Linked DNA regions of Homo sapiens: region 1 is linked to region 2. Evidence: chromatin contacts called from ENCODE Hi-C or POLR2A ChIA-PET data. All regions are on one chromosome and are shown on one strand. Each heading gives the region's core, a stretch centred on a gene start or an enhancer-like site at or near the end of the contact. The rest is flanking DNA. Distances are from core to core; before and after follow the strand shown.

What was found. Hi-C counts contacts between places; a loop is a spot of excess contacts on that map. ChIA-PET counts read pairs that join two places held with the same protein, here RNA polymerase II (POLR2A). Pooled maps may share reads with other maps.
Region 1: a loop to region 2 is called in a map of ascending aorta, with 4 times the contacts of the local background. The contact joins the enhancer-like site here to the promoter of VPS26A in region 2. A Hi-C loop is called at or near these places in 1 of 168 maps with a recorded cell type or tissue (ascending aorta) and 6 of 50 pooled maps. POLR2A ChIA-PET finds 5 or more read pairs at or near these places in 1 of 52 experiments (activated CD8-positive, alpha-beta memory T cell).

What each region holds. Positions count from the first base shown.
Region 1 is chr10:69,360,851-69,366,652 of GRCh38, reverse strand. HK1 (hexokinase 1) reads right to left here. Exons shown (of 18, transcript NM_000188.3): 4 at 1,751-1,870. Among named protein-coding and RNA genes, the nearest start is that of HK1, 45 kb to the right of the region's middle. RefSeq lists enhancers at 1-150, 151-656. Within about 2 kb of position 3,877, at least 20 of the 41 ENCODE cell types and tissues checked have a DNase peak (open chromatin) inside an H3K27ac peak, as active enhancers do; they include ascending aorta, where a contact is called at or near this core.
Region 2 is chr10:69,120,172-69,125,476 of GRCh38, reverse strand. VPS26A (VPS26 retromer complex component A) reads right to left here and starts at 1,299. Exons shown (of 9, transcript NM_004896.5): 1 at 1,197-1,299. The coding sequence starts at 1,199. RefSeq lists enhancers at 335-841, 1,706-2,065 and a silencer at 1,046-1,445.

The sequences.
Region 1 (5,802 bases), core at 2,628-5,127, 240 kb before region 2:
ATGGCCACAGCTTCCTGAAAGCATAACAGGTCAGACAGAACATCTCGGAGGCATTTAGACATGTTGGAGGTGGGTGGAGCACTGGATGGGAGGTGGGGCCTGGGACCCTGGTCCAAGGCCTGCCATTAATAAGCCCTGTGACCCTGGGGAGACCTCTGCGCTCATCTTGGCCTGCTGTGCTCTCAAGCCCCTTCTTGCTGATTCCACAGATTTTACAGATGTAAGGGTTCCAGCCACAGGAAGCAGTGCCCAGGAAAGGACGCTTACCCTAATGGCATAAAGGGACCCAGGGGTGCTCCCTGCAAGTGTGGAAGGTGCCCTGAGCCCAAATGCTACTAACTTGCAGCAGAGTAGACCAGTTACGAGCATGGAATCTTCCTGGCTAGGTGACCTTGGACAGGTTCTTAGCCCCTCTGAGACTCAGTTTCCTCATCTGTAAAGTGGGAATCATAAGCACTTAACTCATAGAGATGCTTGAAGATTATGTGCAATACCTGTGAAGTATGTATTAAAACAGAGCCTGGCCAGGTGCAGTGGCTCACGTCTGTAATCCCAGCACTTTGAGGGGCCGAGGCAGGCGGATCACCTAAGGTCAGGAGTTTGAGACCAGCCTGGCCAAGATGGTGAAACCCCATATCTGCCAAAAATACAAAAATTAGCCGGACATGGTGGTGGGCACCTGTAATCCCAGCACTAGGGGGGCTAAGGCAGGAGAATTGCTTGAACCTGGGAGGTGGAGGTTGCAGTGAGCCGAGATCGTGCCATTGCACTCCAGCCTGGGCGACAGAGGGAGACTCTGTCTCAAAAAACAAACAAAAAAAGACAAGGTCTCACTCTGTCCCCCAGGTTGGGGTGCAGTGGCACAATCATGGCTCACAGCAGCCTCGATCTCCCAAGCTTCTCCCACATCACTGGGACTACAGGCACATGTTAACGCACACAGCTAACTTTTTGTACAGATTGCCCAGGCTGGTCTTGAACTCCTGGACTTAAGTGATCCTTCTGCTTCGGCCTCCCAAAGTGCTGGGATTACAGGCATGAACCACTGCACCCAACCCCAGAATTCATATTATTAGAAGTTTATTCATGGGTGGTTTGTGTTTGTGGTGTGTGTGGTTTCTGTCTTTCCATGTAAAAAAAGAACAAGGCTGTATGTATTTATTTTGTATTCCTGCAGTGCTGAAGTTCAGTGTTATCATCACAGTCCATCCTTGCTGAATGAATGAACGAATGAAAAAACAAATAGATGACAAACAGGAAGGTGGGTACAACAAGTCACCTCGGAGGTCGCCAAGGGCATCCCTGGGGCTGGAGCCACTGATCAGCTCCACTATGGAGAGGCAGCCCTGGCACCTGAGGGACAGGGCCCTGAGCATATTCGCAGTAACCAGGGCAGTTTCCAGGTAAACATCACACCATGCAATTCTGGCAAAGAGCTTTCCCACCTCTCTCCACCACCATTAAAACTACTTTATTTTCCTTTGCTTGCCTAAGATTAATAAATGCTTCTGTCTACCTGGTGGCCAAAAATACCCTGATTTGTCTCCAAAAATACATAAATAACTGAAGTTTAAGTGAAAAAGTAAACACTATATCATGATACCACACTAACTTCTGCAAATGTTTCTTTAAAAATACCAGACATGCAAACCATTCTGCCAACAAAGGGGAAAAGTTGTGGAGAAAAGGGCTTGTTAGCTTTTCCATCCCGGGGCATCTGCAGAGCCCGATAATCCCAGAACATCCTTACCTCATCTATTTTGGATTGTTGGCAAGGAAAAGAAAACGTGAATCCCACAGGTAACTTCTTGTCCTTGATCTTCCTTTTCTCCATGAAATCTCCCAGGCACTCAGCAACATGATCAAAAAGCTGAAGGAAACATGAGAGCAGTCAGGGGGCCCCAAAGCAGGCTTAGCATTTCATAGAAAAATATAAACCATTCCCTCCCACACACACAGAAAGGAATACATCTACCCAAACAAAGTGCTCGTACTCCTGGGACCTGGTGGCCCTGTCTGAAAAGCCATGCTGTGTGTGAATGCAGAGAAGAGTCACTTTTCAAAAGCTACCCTGTGGGCAAGTACAGCTCTTAAGAAGCAATTCAAAGCCTTCAACAGAACTGGCCTCTCAGTGGTCACTAATATGCAACATCTGGGTACTGAGAAAAATGGAAAAATAATAGAAAACCAGCTATGCCTTCATAACACACAGGTCACGGATCTCCACCAGCCACCAGGTGGAGTGGCCTTCCCGCCCCGCCCGACGCCACGCTCTCTGAAAATTTCAGAAACTCTGAGGGCAATTCCACAGCCTCTAGCCCACTGGAGTGACTTAACAATTCAGACTGTCATAATGTTACTTTTTACTGAAGTGTCTTATGCATACCCCAAAAAGTACACACATCCTAAGTGCAGAGTTCACTGGATTCTCACAAGCTGCAGCTATCCATGTAACCAGCACCCAGATGGAGAAACACGAGATGGAGAAACACCTGTAATATGCCCCCTTCTGCCCCTGCAGTCACTACCGCTACCACCCAGCCCAAGGGCAACTGCCAGCCACCCCGACGTCTATCACCCTCAGTTACATCTGCCTGTTTGTTTGGTGTGTCTAAAGGGAAATGAGACCGTGTGTGCTCTTTGGTGTCTGTGTTCTTTCACTCGACACCATGTGGATGACAGTCATCCACGGAGTTGTCTTTGACAACTGTTCATTCTCATTGCCGCACAGTATTCCTTGGTATGAATATACCACAATTTATCTACCGCACTGTAGCTTAAGCTTGCCTGTGCTATAACATGTTATCTATGACTTATCAGGTACATACATATCTTAGGAATCTGCTAGAAAGAGCCTGGAACACTGGGTCCCTAGCTTCTACATGAATACTGCCCATGAGGAGAGGCTCAACACCTCTAAGGTAATCTTTTTGGATCTCTCTAATAATTCCCTTCATCTCTAAAATATAACCAGGGCCAGGCATGGTGGCTCACGTCTGTAATCCCAATACTTTGGGAGGCCAAGGCAGGAGGATCACTTGAGCCCAGGAGTTTGACACCAGCCTGGGCAACAAAGTGAGACCTCCTCTCTACAAAAAGCTTAAAAATTAGCCAGGCATGCTGGCACATGCCTGTAGTCCTAGCTACTTGGGAGGCTGAGATGAGATGATCCCCTGAGCCCAGGAGGTCGAGGCTACAGTGAGCCATGATCATACCACTGCACTCCAGCCTGGGCAGCAGAGTGAGACCCTGTCTCAAAATATAATCAGAACAGAAGATAATATTCTATGTGTGTTCTAACCAGAAGAGTGGTTAGTAGAACTAAGAACCTCCCTTCTTTATCTCTCTGCCTCTAGTAATCCAACCTGAGCGTATATATATACACTTTTGGCAGCCATGCCACAGCCTAGCTAACCCCTTGTCTCTTTCACATGACTCTCATGACACTAGACCTCCCTTACACATGGCAGTGACACAGCCATGGAGCTTTTTGGAACCCAGAAGAAGGCTGTCTTAGGAGAGCCAAACCATAGTCACATGAAGTGGCCCCAGCCCGAACTCCCAGACAAGGCCAGCTGCCTGAAGGCTTTACTTGCAGGGCCTCATGAGGGGGCCAGAAGTCATTACTGCTGTTCCCATCTTTCCCCAGATCCCCCCCAAGCCAGCTCTAAAGTCGGACTTTGTTGCCAGAGTAATAGAACGCCTGGTCAATTTTAATGTAGGACCTTCTATCCCTGAGTCACTATTACTCAGGCTGCAGAGCAGCTGGCATCTTAGGCTGAGTTGACACATGACCCTCCCCAGAGAAGCCGGCTAAGCTTCCTGCGACCTACATTGCAGACTGATATAAACTCATTACTAAGTTGGTCCTGGCGCCCCACGCCATCTGCACTCGGAGGCTCCAGACTCTCCTGCAGCCTCGGGAGAGAAGGCCGGGTGAAGGGAAGGCTGCCTCAGGAAGGGGCAGAACTCAAATGGATTCCCATGAATGGGACCTGTCACCAGTTCCCGGATCCAGGCCAAACACAACTCCCCAGAGTGCACCATTGAGAAGGAAAGGCCGTTTCTGGAGTGCTGGTGATCCAGGGTGACAAGCCTGCCCAAAGAGGCAGGAAGTGACCCGCCCCAGGCTAGACTATGTCTGCGATCAACCAGGAAAAAAAGTCACCTAACCGCTCTGAACTCAAAGCTTTAGTGTCTTAAAAAAAAAAAAAAAAACATTATTTTCTCTTCTTGCCTGACAACACACTCTTTATTTGAGAAATACACACACTATGGCCAGGCATAGTGGCTCACATCTATAATCCAGCACTTTGGGAGGCTAAAGTGGGAGGATCGCTTGAGTCCAGGAGTTTGAGATCTGCCTGGGCAACCTGGCAAGATCCCATCTTTAAAAAAAAATTTTTTTAATAATTTAAAATAAAAATAAAGACTCAGTCACTCTTATTAAAGATGGCAAATGATGGCTAATACAAAAACTTAAAACATTTACTATTCAAAATTCCCACAACTAAGTAAGTGATATTTTAAGAATGTTCCATTTGTGCTTCTGAATTTATTAAAGCTTAAAAGTGCTCTGGGCTGGGTGTGGTGGCTCACACCTGAACAGGCAGTTCCAGACCAGCCTGACCAACATGGAGAAACCCCATCTCTACGAACAATACAAAATTAGTCAGGTGTGGTGGCGCATGCCTGTAATTCCAGCTATTTGGGAGGCTGAGGCAGGAGAATCACTTGAACCCGGGAGGCGGAGGTTGTGGTGAGCTGAGATCGCGCCACTGCACTCCAGCCTGGGCAACAAGAGTAAAACTCCGTCTTAAAAAAAAGAAGAAAAAAAAGAATTTGCTATAATGGTACTACATTATCATGATTATCGTCATCATCCTCTTTTCAGGCTGCTTAAAAGGAGGAGAGGAAGAAACAGAGACAGTAGGAAATAAAGTGATTCTAGGACTGAGAAGAGGGGACGATGGGGATAGAGGCTGGGAGAGACGAAGAGGGCAGTGGTAAGAAGGTGAGGGTACTCCCTTAATTAACAAACCTTGCTCCTAAAAGGTCAAGCCAAAACACACAGGGAATGTTTGTAAAACACACAGGGAATGTTTGCAGCACAGGGTGAGTCTCAGTGTTGAATGCGCCAGGCTTAGGTAGCTCAACCCAAGGACCTTGGGAAACAGAGTGATAGGCCAGTGTGTGTTCCAAACAGAAAGTGCAGGATGCCAAACCATGGGCTGCTGGCCACCTGCAAGGAGAAGCAATGCAGCAGCCAACTGGGCATGGTCAAGAGACCTACCAGCTGGCAGCCTTTGTGCAGGCGCCAGATGGATGGGCCAGTCTCTGCAGCCCCAGTAATGGGAGTAGCAGGGGAGCCCTTGGGCAGGGCCATCCAGTAGTGATGCACCCAGCTTTGGTGGCCTACTATAAAGTGGCTCACCTGCTCTAGTGACAGTGTCACCTGTGACACTCACTGTGACATAATCTGAAGGGCTCTGAACCCAAATCCCAGGGAGCAGGTTAGCCAGGATTAGCCCTTGTCTCTTGGACAAAGAAAAGGCTTGGTGGCTTGCTCCAGGTCCCACCCACAAGAACTTAAGAGCACAGTAGAGTCAAGAGAAGGCTCCTGGGTCTCATCTCGAAGTCCACCCCAGAACCAGAGTTCCCTGGAAATCTTAGTCATGAACCTTGCGGTGAGCACACCCTCCTTAAAGCAAACATTTGGCCAGCTCTGAGTACATATGCTGGACAGCAGCCACAACTCAGGAGGCGAGCCAGACTGGAGGAGCCAGAATGTCTACAGGAGAG
Region 2 (5,305 bases), core at 50-2,549:
AATTCTAATTTCCACGTTAAACAAATAATTTACACAAATAAATGTTTATCTCTCCCTACATTGTAAGCTACGAGAGCAGGTAGGCGCTGTTTCCATTTTACTGGGGTCCCCTAGGCACACCTGAGCAATTATTTGTTGAATGAAAGAAAAAAAGCTCTAAGAATGAACATGAATGTCTGGATTTTGTTTTGTTTTGTTTTGAAAGCAACATCATTACTGAAATTAAAAGTTATTTATTCAAAGTAGCTTTTTAAAAATATACCTGGCTCGGCCTTTTAAGCCAAAAGTCTCAAGCAGTCTATTGAATCAGTGAGCTTTGGGAAGAGCAGGTAGTATTAGGAGAGCATACAGTAGGCGCTAAATGAAGAGAACTGACGACTACTACCAGAAAATGGGTAAAATGAGATCTAACCTAGAGACTGCCGACACCCAGCTAAATACCACAATGCCCAGGCTAGTGCTTCCGCGGACTGTGGTGAGAGCACTGATTCCCCTCCCTCCTCTGCCTCATAGGCCGTTTCAACAACCCAGAGCGTTAAGTTCAGCGAAATAGCTTGCGGACGGAAATGAGAGCCAATGCTTAAAACGGCGGGCACCAAACGGGTGTCTCTGGAGTTAAAGATATCCCCCATTCCAACGTCCTTTTATTTTTCTCTCCCATTTTACAAGTGTCAACAGAAAGCCTGAACTGGGGTCATGAAATCAAAGAATGTCACCATAGTCAGGTTTTAAAATATCAGAGTTTATCAAGTTCGTGACACACTGAGTGCCCAAGTCCCCCGAAGAGTCCGGAGGTGGGGGGCTCCCGGGTCGCCCCACCTGGATGGAAGAGAGGCTGCCCGGGAGGAGAACAGGGACTGGCTACCTAGGAAGGGGAGGCGGCGACCAGCCCCCGCAGAGGCGGGGTCCGAGTCCCCAGCCAGAGCCCCAACAAGCAGTCGAAGAACGCGGGCAGAGGCTCCGACATGGCCAGGAGAGCACGCCGCCGCCCGTAGGTGCTCGGGCCTCGCCGAGACCGGGAAGAGGTGGCGCCGCCAGCTTTTCCCAGACCCAGGGGTGGCCCGACAGGCCTAACCCCGCTCCCCGCCCTGCTCCCCCGTCCCCTCCTCCGGCGACGCCCGGCCCGCGGTTGGCCGGCCCGCCGCGCGCTCCGGGACGAGGGCGGGAGGCGAGCGCGCTGGCCGCCGCGCACTCACCATTGTCAACGCCGCCGCCGCGTCCCCCCTACTCCACTCCTCTTCCCTCAGGAGAACTCCCAGCCCCGGCTCCCTCCGCTCCGGCGCTCCGTCACGTGACCTCGGGCCGCCCCTCACACGTGACCGCTCCCTTCCTCTCCCCCACCCCCGCACCCGTCCCTCTCCCAGCCTCCTGCCCCGCCCTGCTGGCCGCCAGGCACTCCGGGGAGAGGCCGCTTGGAGGCGGGGCCTCAGGCTCCACCCTTCGGAGGGTGGAGAGGGGCGGGCAAATTACGTCGAGTGGGCGGGGCCTGAACAGAGGCGGGTTCGCGGGCTCCTCCTCGCCGTCTCTTCGGTCACCGGACGAGCGGTTCCGTGTCCGGCCTCTTTACCGCACCCAGTTCCTCTTTGTGAAAGTTTGAGCGGCTGGGAAGGAAGGAGGAGAGGAAGGATTCATCTGGAGGCTCTCTCCTTGGCTGGGTCCTTGGGTTGCCGAGGCGAGTGGGAGCCCTACTTCCTTAGGCCTCGCAAGAAGAGATGTGCTCTCTTCGTCCACGGCGAGGCGTTCTGCCACCTTGCCTGAACGCAGTCCCGCTCCACCTCCTTCTGAGTCTGGGTTTTCTTAACTTGGCTTTCTCGCCTCTGAAGAGAAGACCAGTAGAAAAAAATCCTAGGGTACAACTTTCATTGCTTCCCAAAGTCCCCAGATGGCCCCTGAGCGACCCACCCTGAGCCTGGAGGGCTCACAAACCCACCGTTCCGCCCAGCCGTTCTGAGAGGGCAAAGGCGCTCCCCCGAAAGTCCCACGGCGCAGCTGAAGACTACGCTGGCCTGAACTGGATCCTCCTCCCTAGTGTAAGCCTATAGGACCTCCAGATGAGGAAAATACTGTGTGGGATTTCAGAGTATAGTGTTGAAGGGCCACAGTGCACTCTATGCATAACCAAAGCAGAAGAAAAATCCATCCCTGAACGCACTATAATTACCCCACCTTAAAACAGAAGTTTGTGAGGCGAGTCCATGAAACAGGTATCAAAAAAAATTTTTTTATACTTAATCCTCAGTGTGAGCCTCAAATTTAAGAGGATTGAAATCAGAGTATCATCTCTAACCGCAATAGAATTAAAATTAGAAATCAACCCAAACAAGCCAGAAAATTCCGGAAATATTGGAAATTAAGCAACATAATTCCAAATCTCTAGGTCAAAGAAGAGATCAATGGAAATTTAAAAATAAGTTGAGGCCGGGCACGGAGGCTCACACTTGTAATCCCAACACTTTGGGAGGCCAAGGCAGGTGGATCACCTGAGGTCAGACACGAGTATCTCTTGAATCCGGGAAGCGGAGGTTGCAGTGCCCGAGATGGAGCCACTGCACTCCAGCCTGGGCGACAGAGCAAGACTCTGTCTCAAAAATAAAAAATAATAAAAATAAAATAATTTGAAATAAAAGATAATAATACAACATATCAAATTTGTGGAATGCAGTGACACTGTGTAAAAGGAAAATTTGTAGCTTTAAATGCACATATTTGGGCCAGGCATGGTGGCTCACAGTCTATAATTCCAGCACTTTGAGAGGCCGAGGCGGACGGATCACTTGAGGTCAGAAGTTTGAGACCAGCCTGGCCAACATGGCGAAACCCCGTCTCTACTAAAAATACAAAAATCAGCGGGGCATGGTGGTGCACGTCTGTAATCCTAGCTACTCGGTAGGCTGAGGCAGGAGGATCACTTAAACCTAGGAGGCAGAGATTGCAGTGAGCCAAGATTGCGCCACTGCACTCCAGCCTGGTGACAGAGCGAGACTCCATCTCAAAAAAAATAAATAACTATAGTAACACTGATATTGTTGTCTGTTTGAACTGTGAAAAGAAAGCAGCAAAAACAATGCAAATCTTTAATTAATAAAAGTGAAAAATGGTTTTTTTCACTTAGAAGATTTGCCTGTCACCTTGAGAGCTACTCTGGTTCCTACCCACTCTTTTCTGGGACTTAAATATCAACATAACAAAGAGAATAGATGAAAATGCCACACAGGCAAAGAAATACTAGCGAAGCCAGGTATAAATAAGAGGTGGCAAAGAAAGTCACACTAGAAACCAATTTGTACTAATTATTTATTCTACTGATCAAAACCCAATCAATAATTGTGCTATCATAATAAATACAAGAAGCAACAGAATTGTTGAGCTAGTTATTTGTCTGTCTGCCTACCTATCAATCTATTCAGCAAGCCAGAATGTTAGAGCTAGATTGTGAGCAGTACAGTGTTTCACCAGCTGAGAACTGTGGCATCTCTATATTTGCCCTCTGCCAAAAAAAAAAAAAAAAAAAAGGTGGGGTGTGTGAGGAAAATGTGACTAACTTACAGGGATTGACTTTCATCAACAAAAGTACCGAGTTTAGGTCAGAAAGTATTAGATGATAAGATAATCTGAGCTTTTATCAATCAGAAACCAGTTAAGAGAAAAATAGTCATTTGTTCAAATTCACAAAGACTAAAAATTCACATTAATAACTGTGAGAGTGTCAGGGAGCAGCTGTTTGCAGAGTTCACTGGCAAAGTTAAGGGAAGAGAATAAAATACAAATACACAAAAAGGATAAAGAAAGAAAATACAATTTAGGCCGGGCGCAATGGCTCACACCTGTAATCCCAACACTTTGGGAGGCTGAGGTAGGTGGATCACTTCAGCCCAGGAGTTTGAGACCAGCCTGAGCAACATGGTGAGACCTTGTCTCTTGCAAAAGAACAAAAATTAGCTGGGAGTGGTGGCATGTGCCTATTGGACCAGCTGCTCAGGAGGCTGAGGTGGGAGGATAGCTTGAGCCAGGGAGGCAGAGTTTGCAGTGAGCAGAGATTGCACCACTGCACTCCAGCCTGAGCAACAGAGCGAGACCCTGTCTCAAAAAATAAATAATAAATTAATTTAATTTAAAAATAAAATACAATTTAAAGCATGCCAGTGAAGTATAGAAACACTTTTTTCTTTTAACCTCCCAGAGCACATAGAATAGATTTTGCTTAAAAACTTTAGCGAGTGCAGCTGTAATCATGGTAAATATTCTTTTTTTAAAAAATTACAATTATAAAAGCCAAACATTTTTTCACAATATACAGTTTTTTCTTAAATGTACCAATACTTAATGTTTTATCTCACTATTCCTCTTTTCTTTTTAAAATGAGATATAATGTACATACAGTGACATATGTTAGTCTTAAGTGTGCAGTTTGATCAGTTTTGACAATTGCATACATTTTGATTGTGCATGGTGTCACAGGGCGCCGTGGCTCATGTCTATAATCTCAGCACTTTGTGAAGCCAACACAGGAGGATTGCGTGAGGCCAGGAGTTCAAGGCTGCAATGGTCGTGTCGCTGCACTCCAGCCTGGATGGTGGAGCAAGACCCTAGTCTCTAGAAAAAATTTAAAAATTATCCAGGTGGTGGGGCATGCCTGTAGTCACAGCCGCTCAGGAGGCTGAAGCGGGAGAATTGCTTGAGTCCAGGAGTTCCAGGCTATAGTGAACCACACTGGTGCGACTGCACTCCAGTTTGGGCTACAGAGCCAGGCCCTGACTCTTAAAAAAAAAGCATACATTTGTTTAACCCACACCTTCATCAAGATATAGATGACTGCCATCAACCCCAGAAAACTTTCTCACATCCTCTCACAATCAATCCCATCTCCTAGACGCAACCACTGTTCTGATTTTTTTTTGATATTGATTAGCTTTGTGTGTTCTATAGCAAAATAATAATGGAATCATACCACAAGTGTTCTTTTGTGTCTTGTTTCATTCCCTAAGCAAAATGGTTTTGATACTTATTTATGTTGTTGTATGCATCAGCAGTTTGTTCCATTTCATTGCTTATAGTAGTATTCCATTTTGTGAAGAGACCACAAAATATCCTTTTTCCTGTCAGTGGACATCTTTTTGCCCATTTTTTTCTATTGTGAACAAAGTGCTACTATGTACACGCCTTTTTTGTGAACCTAACCGAAGTGGAATTGCTGGGTTGGGTTAGGTGTATATTTAATTTTACAAGAAAATGCCACATCACTTTTTAAACTGTTTGTGCCATTTTATCCTCCCATCACGAGTGTGTGAAATATTGTTTCTATATC